Linked DNA regions of Homo sapiens: region 2 is linked to region 1. Evidence: chromatin contacts called from ENCODE Hi-C data. All regions are on one chromosome and are shown on one strand. Each heading gives the region's core, a stretch centred on a gene start or an enhancer-like site at or near the end of the contact. The rest is flanking DNA. Distances are from core to core; before and after follow the strand shown. Region 1 holds the start of FAM245B (family with sequence similarity 245 member B). Region 2 has its middle 40 kb from the start of FAM245B.

Region 1 (7,452 bases), core at 3,042-5,541:
CCCTAGAATATTCAAAAATGAGGATGTATGAGATATATAATACTTTTTATTCTATTTTTCTGAGTTTTCCCTCCCAGTTAGGTTTTCGGAATACAAACATGGAGCAGTTACATGACATAAGGGCAAATAGTATAAGAATTATTACACTTTATTCATTTGTATCTTGTATACTTCCTCTATTGGGTAAATGGATAGATGCAATGAACTGCTAAATAATACCTGTTGAATCCAACCTGAGTGAAAACAAAATCTTATGCCTATTGAAAAGCATACAATGTTTGTAGTAGGGAGAAAGGAATATGATAGATGTCTGATATTTAAATGTAAAAACGTTGGCCGGGCACTGTGGCTCACGCCTGTAATCCCAGCACTATTGGAGTCCGAGGCACAGGCAGATCATCTGAGGTCAGGAGTTCAAAACCAGCCTGGCCAATTTGGTGAAACCCCGTCTCTAATAAAATACAAAAATTAGCCAGGCTTGGTGGTGCCTGCCTGTAGTCCCAGCTACTTGGGAGGCTGGAGCAGGAGAATCACTTGAACCCGGGAAGTGGAGGTTGTAGTGAGCTGAGACCGTGCCACTGTGCTTCAACCTAGGTGACAGAGCAAGACTCCGTCTCAAAAAAAAAAAAAAGTAAGAACATTATATGCTAACGTGAATGAAATATAAACAATTTTTAATTTTATATTATATACAATGGCAGATCATAGCTGCACCTGTAAGAGAAGATCAAATTAAAATCAGTTATCTGTTTGTTTATTCTCTTATCAGTGCCTGGCTTTCTAGAAAAATTTAGCGATTTTCATGGAATTCTCTGATAAACATTATGAACTCATTTCTTTCTATAATATGTTGGTAATATTGGCCGTATATAATAATTTAGAACCTCTTATTCTCCTTTATTTTTCTCAGAGCAGTCATTGCCATTTGACATGTTATATTTTATTTTTGTTAGTTTCCTATTTTACCATACAGCTAATTAAAATGAACTTTTCATTAATTCAATTACTGTTCTTTTCACTGTTATAGCCCAAGTATCTAAAACAGTGTCTAGCACTAAGTAGTCACCAGGTAAGTCTTTGCTGAGTGAATAAATCTTAGAAGGAAAGGAGAGAGAAAATCTAGATCCTTTATAGTATCCATGGTTTTCTACAAACAGGTAGAATGTAATATTTTATTATTTTGCACCATGTAAGTTAGAATCATTGTGGAACATCACATTTATACAATTCTTATTAGACTATATCTAGATCTCTTTTAAAATAAGCAAGCAAGCAAGCAAACAAACAGCAATGAAGATACGCTGAAGAAGTTTTGGGAGGAGGACCTACATCTTTACAGTTTCACCCACAACTTACCCATACCCTCCTTCAATGAATTCCTAGGGCTTCTTAGAAAATAGTGGATGCAATTCAGGAAGTGTTTGTTTTAAAACACCAAGAATGATGACTGTCCAAATTCAGAATGTGTTCATGTATTCCATAGACAATGACTGAATATCTACTAGGTTCTGAAAAATGTACTAGTTGCTGTGGTGGATAAAATAATAATAATACACTGTAAGACAGTCAGGGGAAGAGGTTGGTTTGGTTTAGGATGCATGATAAGATATCTCATGAAGTATCTATATACTCAATTTTAGAAAATGGATCCCACTCTTAAAAACTGGATTCATTGATGGCATTATCAAATTGTTTCAATGTTAAATTTCACTATCTATAGTGTTGGAATATTAGTCCAGTAACAATATGAAACCAAAGATACATCACTATCCAGTAAGGCAGTTTATATTATTACCACATAGTACAATGTGTTAACAGAGATCAAAGATAAATGAACACTTCCAACATAAAACGTATAATAATTTACTTCAGGTAACATATTTTTAAATTATGGGTATAATTATGGGCATAATCATAATTACTACTTAGAAATGTATTATGTGTATCATTTAACATTTTATATATAACATTTTGAATTTTTAAAATATTTATGGGTCCTTGTTGTTAAAATGAAGTGGCGTTCCAGAAATAGTTGATTGTAGATTTGTTGCACGTAAAACAGAGAAATCCAGCATTTATAGGTAACACCACAGTTAAGAGGAAAGAAAACTAAGAAAATTGCAGTAGAATACTTTTGTGAGGAAAAAATGAAATGTCAAAGATAAAATTTTTATGGTTCTTTAATCACAATCATCAAATTGTAACAAATGGAACTTTAAAATTGAATTTGTCTCTTGTCTGAATTACACCTGAGATTATACCTGCACACCAAGTGAAGAATCATATTTCAAAATGCATTTCATTTGGCTTTTAACACAGTTATTCTGTTGAAGACATTTCTGTAAAGCTTGCCAGATACAGGAAAAGCAATTTAATAAACACTGTGATCAAATAACTACTCAATTGTTCTTCATCTTTTTTAACATTTAACACCTTGCAGATCATTGCTACAATAAAGTGTGTTATCCCCTTTTCACAATGATTCATTAACCTGTATTAATTGTTCTTTACAAAGTTGTTTTTATACATCTTACTAACTACCAATGTGAGGAAAAGGTCTATGTTGCTTTCATTCAGTAGAAAACACATGCACTTTAATAATATTGTTTCTTAAAAAACACCTATTGGTTTGTTTTCTTTCAGTTTCTCATTTATCATCATTTGTTCATCTTCACTGAAAGCTGAACATATGCAGCCTAACAACAACTTGAATTAATTGAATGTTTCGTATCTATTCTCCAAATTAAATTTTCAGTTTTGCTCACCTTTTCATGATTATATTAAGAAAATGTAGCCATAATTGCTTGTATGGGAAAAATTACTGAGAAAGACATTCAGATTAAATGTAGGAAATGCTCTAAGGATCTTTGAAAGGAAAGAAATGTCAGGTTCTATATTGTATTCAAGGAAGATAGGAGATGAAAGTGTCAGATATGCAAGGCAGATAAGAAAATAGTTTTTAAAAATAAGTCATAGACATTCTTTTTCTGATAGTTATTGAAAAATCCTGTTCATCAAAAGATATCTTAAATCAATAAAGATTTCCTCAACAACCAGACAAAATCGTTCTGTGTGTGTGTATGTCTTATTGGAACTGTAATTATATTTACAATACTATAATTAGTCGTGTTATTAACTCTTGTTACTCACTAGAACATTATTGGTAATAAGCAGTGACATATCTTAAAGATTTTTCTTGTGTCCCAGCGTCTGCCCAGTGATTAATATGTTAAGCTCCATAAATGTTTATTCAACGAGTAAATTAGTGACTAGGTACTAAGTTCTTATTCTTGTGTACAGTCACCTATCAAATCTTTCCACTCTTCTCTGGGCAATTGGGGAAGCTATGTATAGAAAATGGAAGAGTCTCTGTCAGCCTGGGTTACTAAGGGTGAACCTGAACTTTCTCTGAGTGAAAAAAAAATCTATTTTACTGAGCCACAGAGATTTGGATATTCATATTTTATAGCAGTATTAACTAATACAAGGTATTTTTAACCTTTAAAAGAAAAGAAGAAAAAGTAGAAGTGATACTAATTTCCCAGATGCCATCCAACTCCTCTTTCACCAATAGATAGCATTGAAAGGCGGGAATCAGTGCCTCCTCCTAGTGATAGTGCCTCAGTTGAGCAGGGCTTATTCCGAACTCAGTATGCAACATCCCGACAGGGCAAATCTAGGGATTGCTCTCAAGTCACTATCCAACATCCCGATGGGTTGAATGGCATGCCAAACACAGCAATAAGCACTATAAAAAAGCCAGGCCGCCCCGGGGTGGGGCCACGTGGCTTCAGACCAGAGAGCGGAGCTACCTTGGCCCAAGCGCTGCAGCTGCCTGAACCCCAGGGCTTCGCAGCCTTGCTTGTTTTCTCTGAACCGCAATAGGACGGTGTTCACAGCGATTCAAAGGGTGGCATTGGGTTGGACGTTTTGGTTACGAGCCAGCCTATTCCCACATTGTACGTGAATGTTTAATGTGCTCTCAAAACATGGAAAATAAGTTTAGTGCACATAGCTAAATCACAAAACATCCGATTTCTGTTTCCTCAGGAAGTCATTACTGCGCCACCACATCACGTGACCTTAACATGATCAATGTATTTCTCTGCCTTGACATTTAAATAAACTATATAAATTAAGATAAGTAGATTAGAAAATCATTCAAATTATACCATAATCTGTACAAATATTGTGTCCCCTGCCAGGCAAGGGACAGGGTGCGGGCGACGGCCGCGTGGCCAAGGCCCCGCAGGAAAGCGCCCAGGTCTCCCTCACTCTCCAGGTGCCCTTTGCACCCAACAGTGCGTGTGAGGAACGAACTGCTGTTTGAGCGTCCCCTGAGATTGTGCGTAGCCCCGTGTAAATGTAATAGCCTCCATGGCTTAATTGGCTAGCAAGCGAATTTTCCCAGATGAAAGCAATGTTGGGTTAGGGGACGACGGTGCAGCCACCCAGCCTTTACCAGCAGCGTGCTGCAGACGAAGGCAGTCAAGGTGTGGAGGTGATCACGCAGGTACATGTTTTTGACTGTTTAATTTGAAAGTTCACATTTTTTATGCTTTGTGTTGATGTGTAATTTTTGTACTCTTGGTGACTAGTTTTTGTCAAATCTTTTTTGGAATATTGCTTAAATGTTTTGATTTTATGATAGTGAAGCTTGTATTCGGTGTTTTGCCAATTAATATTTTATGCTAGTAAAAAAAGCAAAAGAGAAAAAAAAAGATCTTAGTCTGTTTCTAAGGCCCAGACCACACAAAGTATCCATTTTCCTCTCTTGTCTATAAAACAAAACTCACCTTATCAACAGTTTCTGTTCTACCCAAAGATGTTAAATAAAGTCCAAGGTAGTGGGATGGGGGAAGTGATGTTTTATTGTCTATGGCACGTGTGTTCCTAGGACCTATAAAAAGGAAAGCAGGTAAATGACTTTGATCTGTTTGATAAATGATTTTTATCTTGAGTAGTGTAGTCACTTAAATATGTTGATCCTCCTTCTGGGTGGAAATTATTTCAATACCATGTTGTTTTTGTTATTATTAACTATATATATTATTATGTATATAATAATACATAAAAGTTATAGGAATGAAATAAAAAATTATTGAAATCCTAACACACAGTTGTAGCTATTTTTCATTCATGTATTTATTAAATATTATTAAATTATTCACCACATAATAAATAGTAAAGCATTTTCCACATAATCATATCTACCGTTTTATTCATGGAAATCATTTTATTTGATTATTTAATATTTATTTTAGATTAAGCATGCATGTGTACATTTGTTACATGAATATATTGCATGATGCTGAGGTTTGGGCTTCTATTGAACATATTATCTGAATAGTAAACATAGTATCCAATAAGTAGCTTTTCAAACCTTGCCTTCCTTCCTTCCCCTGTTTTGGAGTCCCCAGTGTCTGTTATTTCCATCCTTTTGCTCCTGTGTACCCAAAGTTTAGCTCTCACCTATAAGTGAGGACATGCGGTATTTGGTTTTCTGTTTACATCTTAATTCATTTAGGATGATGGCATCCAGGCACATCTATGTTACTGCAAAGGAAAGGATTTCATTCTTTCTTCTGGCTACATAGTATTCCATGGTGTATATGCATCATAGTTTCTTTATCCAATCCACCATTGTTGGAAACCAATGTTGATTCCATGTCTTTGCTATTTCATATTTGCAATATAACATGCAAGTGTGCAGAAGCTCTTTAGTTTAATTTGGTCTCACTTGTCAACTTTTGTTTTTGTTGCTTTTGTGTTTTAGTACTTAGTCATAAATTCTTTGCATAGGCCAATATCCAAAAGAGCTTCTTAGGTCTAATTCTAGGCTTCTTATAGTCTAAAGTTTTACATTTAAGTCTTTAATCAATCTTGAGTTAATTTTTTTATATGGTGAGAGACAGGAGTCTAATTTCATTCTTCTGAATATGGTTAGCCAGTTTTCCCAGCACCATTAATTGAATAGGGTATACTTGCCCCATTGTATTTTTATCAATTTTGTTAAAGATCAGTTGGTTGTAGGTATGGGACTTCATTTCTGGATTCTCTATTTTGTTCCATTGGTCTATGTGTCTGTTTTTGTACCCAAACCATGCTATTTTGGTTATTGTAGCCTTGTAGTATAGTTTGAAGTCAGGTAATGTGTTGCCCCTGCCTTTGTTCTTTTAGCTTAAGATTGCTTTGGCTATTCAGGCTCTTTTTTAGTTAAATACAAATTTTAGAATTGATTTTCTAATTCTGTGTAAAAATAACTTTGGCAGTTTGATAGGAACTGCATTGAATTTGTAGATTGCTTTGGGCAGTAAAGACATTTTAATGATGTTGATTCTTCCAATCCATAAGCATGTAATATTTTTCCATTTGTTTGTGTCATCTATGATTTCATTCAGCAGTGTTTTGTAGTTCTACTTAAAGAGATCTTTTACCTCCTTGGATAGAGGTATTCCTAAGTATTTCTTTTTTTTTTTTTCTGTGGCTCTTGTAAATGGGATTGTGTTCTTGACTTGGTTCTCAGTTTGAATATTGCATTGTATAGAAATACTACTGCTGTTTGTATATTGATTTCTTATCTTAAAACTTTACTGAAATTTTTAATCAACTCTAGGAGTCTTTGGTCAGAATCATTAGGGTTTTCTAGGTATAGAATCCTATCATCAGTGAAGAAATAAAATTTAATTTCCTCTTTTCCTATTTGGATGCCTTTTGTTTCTTGCTTTTGTCTGATCATTCTGGCTAGGGCTTCCAGTATTAAGTTGAATAAGAGTGGTGAAAGTGGATATTCTTGTCTTGTTCTTGTTCTTATGAGAATTCTTTCAACTTTTGCCTGTTTAGTATAATGTAGACTAGGTTTGTCAATAGATGGTTCTTATTATTTTAGGTATGTTCTTTGAATGCCTAGTCTATTGAGGGTTTTAATTATGAAGGCATGTTGGATTTTATCAAATGTTTTACCTGCATCTGTTGAGATAATCTTATGTTTTTTTTTCATTTTAAATTCTGTTTATGTGGTGAATCACATTAACTGATTTGCATATATTTGAACAACCCTTACATCCCAGGAATAAAGTTCACTTGATATTGTATTATCTTTTTGATGTGCTGCTGAATGTGGTTTGCAAGTACTTTGTTGAGGATTTTTTCATTTATGTTCATCAGATATATTGGCCTAGGGTTTTGTTTTTTGTGTGAGTATTTGCCATATTTTGGTATCAGGATGATATAGGTTTTGTAGAGTAAGTTAGAGGAGAATCTCTCATCCTCGATTTTTTGGAATAGTTTCAGTAGGATTGGCATGAGCTCCCCTTTGTATGTCTGGTAGAATTCAGCTATGAATTCATCTAGTCCCAGGCTTCTATTACTTATTCAATTCATTCTGTAATTCATTGTTGGTCTGTTCAGTGTTTCAGGTTCTTCCTGGTTCAATCTTGGGAAGTTGTGTGT
Region 2 (7,452 bases), core at 1,590-4,089, 39 kb after region 1:
ATACCCAAGCTATGTCCAAAAACACTTGAAGCAGCTCATACATCAGAACACCATAAAAAATGAATATAAAACATTTAAAAAAGCTGCTAATAACAGTAACTATGATTTCACAAGACAAAAATCACCCTGCAATGAATTTCTGTACACTTTCCAGAAGGCTTTTTTATGTTCCTTTTACCTTTGGTTTGCGTGACCTGGTTGCAGGGAGTTCAAGAATTCAGCTTGCTTTTTTAGGGGGTGGGTAGGGGTGGGAAACAGGGTCTTGCTCTGTTGCTCAGGCTGAGCGTAGTGGCACAGACACTGCTTACTGTAGCTTCAACCTCCTGGGCTCAGGTAATCCTCCCACCTCAGCCTCCTGAGTAGCTGGGACCACAAGTGCATGCCACCATGCCCAGCTAATGTTTGAATTTTTTGTAGAGTCAAGATCTCACCATGTTGCCCAGGCTGGTCTCAAACTCCTGGGCTCAAGTGATCCTCCCACCTTGGCTTCCCAAAGTGCTGGGATTACAGGGATGAGCCGCTATGCCTGGCAAGAATTCTGCTTTCTGATAATTCACAAACATGGGCAATGAATAGTCACCAGGTTCAAAATACCGTATGTCTAAACAGAGGTTTTGGCTTCAAATGGGTATATTGAAAGAGATCCTTACTTGTTATTCTCCTCACCCACTGCCAACCTCTTTCAATTTGAAGATGAGAAAGCCATTTTCCCTTCCTGAGGTTGAGTGATTCCCTTCACCACTTCTGCAAGAAGGGGAGGTAGCCAAGCAGACAGGTACTAGTGCCCCTGTATCTAGTAGCCATTACGTGTTGGTATAGGGTATACAGAAAGTGGGGATGCCCACTGCTTTGGCTTTGGGGGGTCTTGGTCAATTACCCTTCCAAGTTTTGGAGTGCTAAGCCACCTTTCTTTCTCTATAATCCATTGCTTCTCAATCCCAAGGAGGAAAGTCTGAGCAGGGTTGATGTTTGACTGCACAGTGCTTGGGGCACTGGGTGTTTGTGTGTGAAGTTTACCCACAAGAAGCTGCAGCATTTTTTCTACCCTCCCACTCTCAACAGATTCAGCCCCTCTCGAGGGGCTGGGTACGATTTCCACTGGGAGTCACAGGTAAGTAATGGGAGCCTCAGGGACAGCTCTTTTAAAGAATTCTGAGAATAAAAGTTTTTCAGATAGAAAATATACAATATCTCAGGGACTGGCAGTTTGAGAGAACTTCCCTAGTCAATTTTAAAAGCTAGCTTTTTTATATGTTTCTGAAAACATCAACCTTAATATTAATAATATTTTAAGAGAATGTATTTATTATACAGATCATAAAGAGCATATTCTAAGCTGAACATACTTATTTGGTCTACTGTAAAAACAAATTATATTTAGGGGAGTATGTGCTTACAACTATATCTTGTATATAATTGATTCTCAAATTGTGAAATAAATGTACTCATTAAACTTTTAGAATGCAAAATTACAGGTAATTTTTCTAGCACACAGCAGATATCTGTATAGCTGACTCCCCCATCTCATTCAGGTCTCTGTTAAAAACTTCATTCTGAGAGGCTCTCCCTGACCACTGTATTTAAAAGAGCACCTCTTTCTCACTCCCACTTTCCTGCCTCTCCTACCTTACTTGTTTCTTCATATCGTTTATTATTACTGACTTTGCATTATACATGTGTTTAGTATCTGGCTTCCCTACCTGGCAAGTTAGCACCACGAGGGCAGACTTTGTTATGTTCACTGCTTTAATTCCTGGTTCCTAACATAGAAAATGGCATACATTAGGCACTCAAATACATGCTGAATTAATATACGAATATTCTGACTCTTAAAATTTTAAAAAGAAAGAAAAGCTATGGCCACAAAAAATTTTGACATACATGTACTTTTAAATAACTTACCATAAGCCTCCATACATATCATGAAAGGACTCAGTATACAACATTGGGGATGGGGGTGACGGGGAGATGATGGTCAAAGGGCACAAAGCCTCAATTAGACAGGAGGAATACATTTCTTGGAGATAAATTGCACAGCATGGTGAATACAGTAAATAATAATAGATTACACATTTGGCCCAACATGGTAGTTCACGCTTGTAATCCCAACACTGGAAGGCTGAGGTGGGAGGATCACTTGAGCTCAGGAGTTTGAAACCAGCCTGGCCAACATAGTGAGACCTCATTTCTACAACAACAACAAAAAGTACTGCACATTTCAAAATCACTGAGTAAATTTCAGATGTTCTCACCAGAAAAAATGATAATTATTTGCAATTGTTTCCAGTGGTGAACAGGTTAATCAGCTTGACTTAATTATGTAATGTTGTATTCATAAATCATAAAATTACTTTGTACCTCATAAATATACATCTACAATTTGTCAATTTACAATTTAAAAAATAAAAAAATTGAAAGGCTTTCCAGTCAGATGAGGCCCACAGAAAAGGAAAAAAAAATTGTAAATAATATTAAGATGAATCCTTTGTATCTTAAAAAAAATTGAGTTGGGTGTGGGGGCATGTGCCCGTAGTCCCAGATGCTCAGGAGGCTGGGGCAGGAGAATCGCTTGAGCCCAGGAGTTGCAGGCTGCAGTGAGCTACGCTCAGGTCACTGCACTCCACCCCAGCAACAGAGCCAGACCTTTTCTCAAAAAAAAATTGTTTCAACACTAAAATGTGCTTTTCAAATTATTCAAAATGCTTCTAAGTAATACCACATATTTAATGATAACTACACTAAGCCAGGAAAATAGTCAGGCGCTGTGCCCAGGCGACCCAGCCTGCACCATCCGCTTGCATGGAGGGGTGCTAACGCCGCCCTCCTACGATGGGCGTCACAACTGCGAGGAACATTGCACATGGGGAATCTGGCACGGTGCCCTGCAAGTGGTCAAACAGGCAAATCTCAACTGTTACCACTGCTATAACAAGTATTACAAAGCAATGGCATGTAACAAAGCAATTAAAAAGTCTAAACTGACAGGAGTTTGAACAAATGACTTAAACCTTGGTTTCATTACTTCTACATAAATTCACGGGAAGTGGTAAAACAATGTATTAATTAAGAACTAGTATTTCTTCTCCCACACATAAATCACTTTTTTCATTGCTCTTTTAGAGCCTGTGGAAGTCATCACTACATTATTTTTAATTTTCCTTGCTTTCTTAAGTGGAGGAAAAGTTACTTTCTTTTAACTTAGAAACTTAAAAATTTTAACTTGCATTTAGCAGGGAGCTAAAAACTGCTGGAACCAATGATATTCATAAATCAAACAGAAGCATTCAAATGGCAAGCCTAATATTCTAGAAATAGATGTTACTAAAAATTAGGAACCAGACCCCTGCTTCCACACAACAGTGTAAACAGAATGTCCATTTTATCATAAGTCATGGAATGATATGAGTCAGAAACTGTGTGTGTATAACAAAAGACATGTTCCGCTGGATGGAACCCAGGAATTCTTGTTTGTAAAGTTAAATTTTCTTTCCCAGCTACACCCATTTAGAGAGCTCAACCTGCTAAACAGTGAAGAGAAGCAGTTTCACAAATTACCTCTCACACCACAGGCATTTTCTGTAGGCTATGAACCAATAAAGGTTCAGTGAATGGAAGTACAGGAGGTATAAAGAAAGTACCAGCTTAGTGGAAGAAGCCCTGGAGCCAACAGAGTAGGGACAAGGAGGGGATAGAAGTGAATGCAAGTGATATTGCCTGGGCTAAAGAAGAAACATTTTCATTTTAAATTTCTAGTTAACCAGTGATACACACATGTTTTTAATTCTAGAAATTGGCAAATACCGAGTACTGGGATACCTAAACCGTTAATCTGAAAAAAAAAAAAATTTTAAAGTTGCACCCATTAATAAAATAGTCTGCAGCGATACTTGAGACAAAACAATCTCCAATAAGACACAATGTACCCACACAGAGAAAAAGCCAGTTACTCTTCCTTCTCTGGGTTTGGAAACCAAAGATAACTATCAAAAATATACTGTCACCTGAAAATTCTTAACTACATTCTAAGGCACATTAAGATATTTAAGTAAGGAGGCCGGATGTGGTGGCTCACGCCTATAATCCCAGCACTTTGGGAGGCCGAGCTGGGCAGATCACTTGAGGTCAGGAGTTCGAGACCAGCTTGGCCAACATGGTGAAACCCCCATCTTTACTAAGAATACAAAAATTAGCTGGGTGTGGTGGCATGCTCCTGTATTTCCTAGCTACTCACGAGGCTAAGGCGGAGGTTACAGTGAGCTGAGATTGCACTACTGCATTCCAGCCTGGGCGACGGTTTGAGACTCTGCCTCAAAAAAAAAAAAAAAAAAGTAAGACTCCAAAAAGGAAGGTACTCTACTTAATGGATTGGGAAAAATTAGCACAACTGGAGAATGTGAAGGACAAAATGATGTGACATATACATACAAAGTTCTGAAAGGCAGGGAAAGCTTAGCACTTTTTAATGCCCATTCCCATTCAAATATACTCAATTTGAAGTTATTCAATAAAGTCAAATAATAGGTAAATACATATGCATACAAGAAAATCAGAAAATCTTAAAATATTTAATCCAAAATGAAGCAAGAAGGATCTTATGTGGTCTGAATATTGTCACTTTTTATAAAACCAAGCCTTTCCTCCTTCAGCAGAGAAGGCTGAAGGTGAACAGGACCAACAGAGATCAAACAGGGGCACAGAACAGAAAGTAGGGGGAGGAAGAAGAGATGTTTTATTCCAGAAATGAAGGAAAGTAAATTATGTTTTTGTATCCCAAAGTCTTAGAGGGTTAGGCATGGTGGCTCATGCCTGTAGTCCTAGCACATTGGGAGGCTGAGGCAGGAGAACTTGAGCTCAGGTGTGCAAGACCAGCCTGGACAACAATAGTGAGATCCCATCTCTACACCCCCCACCCCCAAACACACACACACATCTTAAAACTCTGTTAGACTCCATTGATGCATTACTAGTGTTTGGGATCAACTGGGTCTTTGGTCAACTGTGCTAGTAGGAATGAAGGTAAATACTTTTAACAAAGAGCAGGAGTCCACGGCTGGCTAAGCTAGATAGTGAATGGGCTTGGTACACAGGTGTCGGCCACAGAGCTGATGCCATTAGACACATGGCCTAAAAATCAAGACCACCCTGCTGACAAAGTAATCTGTGCATCCAGCTCACCAGAGGAAACTAAAGACACACCACCCATGATGTTTATTATTTATCAATCTCAGTAAAGCTGGAGGAAGGGCTAGGGATAGAATGACGTATGTACTACAATGGGAACTTTTAAGTCATTCCTTCTATTCTGAACAGAAACCAACTAAACAGTTATTTTATGTTAACTGGTATCCAGATGTTTCCAAAGAATATTAGTGAAATGCAGACATCTGCAACTATACACAGCACAAAGCACTGATCTGATTTTTAACTTAATTACCACAGATATTCCTTAGTATGCTCAAGTCTAATGAGCAGTGCATGCTAAGTTTCTCTAGGAGAAATAAAAATCAAAAGCAAAAACTAGCTTAAGTTGCTATAGTGATGAAGAAAACAAACCAGCTCATTACTTTAAAAAAGATTCAGTGAAAACCACAATTGACTAAGCTTGAATTTTTCTTCCTTTTCCTAGCTGACTCAAAAGCAAACACACAAAAGCCTCCAGCTAGAGTCACTGTTTTTTTTTATAATTAATCATTAACAAAACATTTATGAAAATTCAAATGGTTTTAAAATTACTTGAACCTGTTTCTCTTAATAGGGTTTGATTTATTCATCAGAAATCTGATTTCCAGCTGTACTCTCTCACTTTTCAGGAACTATTTATAAAATAACCAAGAGTTCTACCACAAGCACAGAACCCCCAGAAAAGCAAAAAGGCCTCAGAACAACTCTTAATATTCATACGTTAACACTCTTGCCACTTACTCATCAGATCATATTTTTTCACTTAATATTAATGTACTTTCTAATCCACAATAATGTAGCGTAACTTAATTTAAAATGAGGAGAGGAAGGTTAGAAGCAGGGAGGAACTATTAATGACCACCCGTAAGTAATGACCATCTGAAATACTATGTCTCAGATAAAAATTCAGACATTCAGTATGGGGAAGGAGCACTGCATATAGGAGCTAAGAAAAAGTACACACTTTAGGCTGGGTGTGGTGGCTCATGCCTGTAATCCCAGCACTTTGGGAGGCTGAGGCGGGCAGATCATTTGAGGTCAGGAGTTCGAGACCAGCCTGGCCAACATGGTGAAACCCTGTCTCTACTAAACATACAAAAAAATTAGCTGGGCGTGGTGGTGCACGCCTGTAATCCCAGCTACTGGGGAGGCTGAGGCAGGAGAATTGCTTGAACCCAGGAGACAGAGGTTGCAATGAGCTGAGATTGCACCACTGCACTTCAGCCTGGGTGACAGAGTGAGACTCCATCTCAAAAAAAAAAAAAAAAAAAAAAAGAAAAATTATACTTTAATTGCTTTAGCAGCATCAATGTACTGTTCTGTATAAAGTAGGCAAATACCATCTTAGATTTTTAATTCATTGTCTAAATCTTTTATTTTAACCTGAATAAATTTTGAAAAGACAACTAAGCTTTCTGGGAAGCAAATGTTTAGCTGATATTGGAAAAATATAATGTAGTGACAGATCAAGAAAAAAAAGGAAAAATACTTTTTTTCATTAAAAATTTAAAATTATAATACATATGTATGTATTTCTGTCAAAATTGAAATACAAAAAGAAATCTGAAGACTCCCTTGACTACCACTTGTGACTCCAGTCTTCTCTAAGTGTACATCCTTCCAAATCATATTCCCTGCAGTTATATATGTACATATCCATAAAACATACAGCTTTCTTTTATGTTAGGTATTTAACTTACAGCCTGATGGATGAAAGATTATGCATTAAAAGGGGGATCTTGTTAATTTTTTTGGTAGATTCTTTTATTCTGATCTTGATTAACAGTAAACTTAGTTGCACTTTCACACCAAATACCTCTTGGAAACAGAAATGATGCTAGTTAAAATGGCGAATATAAAGTTGGACTTAGTAAAAGATAACAGTAACTTGTTATTAAAAACTTTCAAAGGGATACCTCAGGTATCCAGTTTCATGTAAATTACTTACAAGTCTAGGTGATATTTGAGATGGGTCTTAAGAGAGGAAGAGGAATCCTAGGGAGGGGGAGGCGAGGCATGGACAGGCAGAAGGACTGCACTGTGCAAGGGCATGATGGAGAGAAGTACATGCCTAGTTTTCCAGTTTTCCTGAGGATAATTTTACACCAGATCTTCTTTATTTTAAAAATCCAATCCTTTTTCTTAATAACCCCTGTCTGTTCCTGATACCACCATTTTTTTCTACCAGTCTCTCAGGCTAGAAATTTTGTAGTTATCTTTGCCTCTTCTCTCCATCCTGTAAATCCTACCTGTTGGGAATACATTACTGTC

Evidence for each region. Hi-C counts contacts between places; a loop is a spot of excess contacts on that map. Pooled maps may share reads with other maps.
Region 2: a loop to region 1 is called in a pooled map, with 16 times the contacts of the local background. The contact joins the enhancer-like site here to the promoter of FAM245B in region 1. A Hi-C loop is called at or near these places in 4 of 50 pooled maps.

The regions. Positions count from the first base shown.
Region 1 is chr10:46,736,280-46,743,731 of GRCh38, forward strand. FAM245B (family with sequence similarity 245 member B) reads left to right here and starts at 4,292. Exons shown (of 3, transcript NR_187477.1): 1 at 4,292-4,513.
Region 2 is chr10:46,776,957-46,784,408 of GRCh38, forward strand. It overlaps the pseudogene GLUD1P2. Among named protein-coding and RNA genes, the nearest start is that of FAM245B, 40 kb to the left of the region's middle. Within about 2 kb of position 2,840, at least 3 of the 41 ENCODE cell types and tissues checked have a DNase peak (open chromatin) inside an H3K27ac peak, as active enhancers do.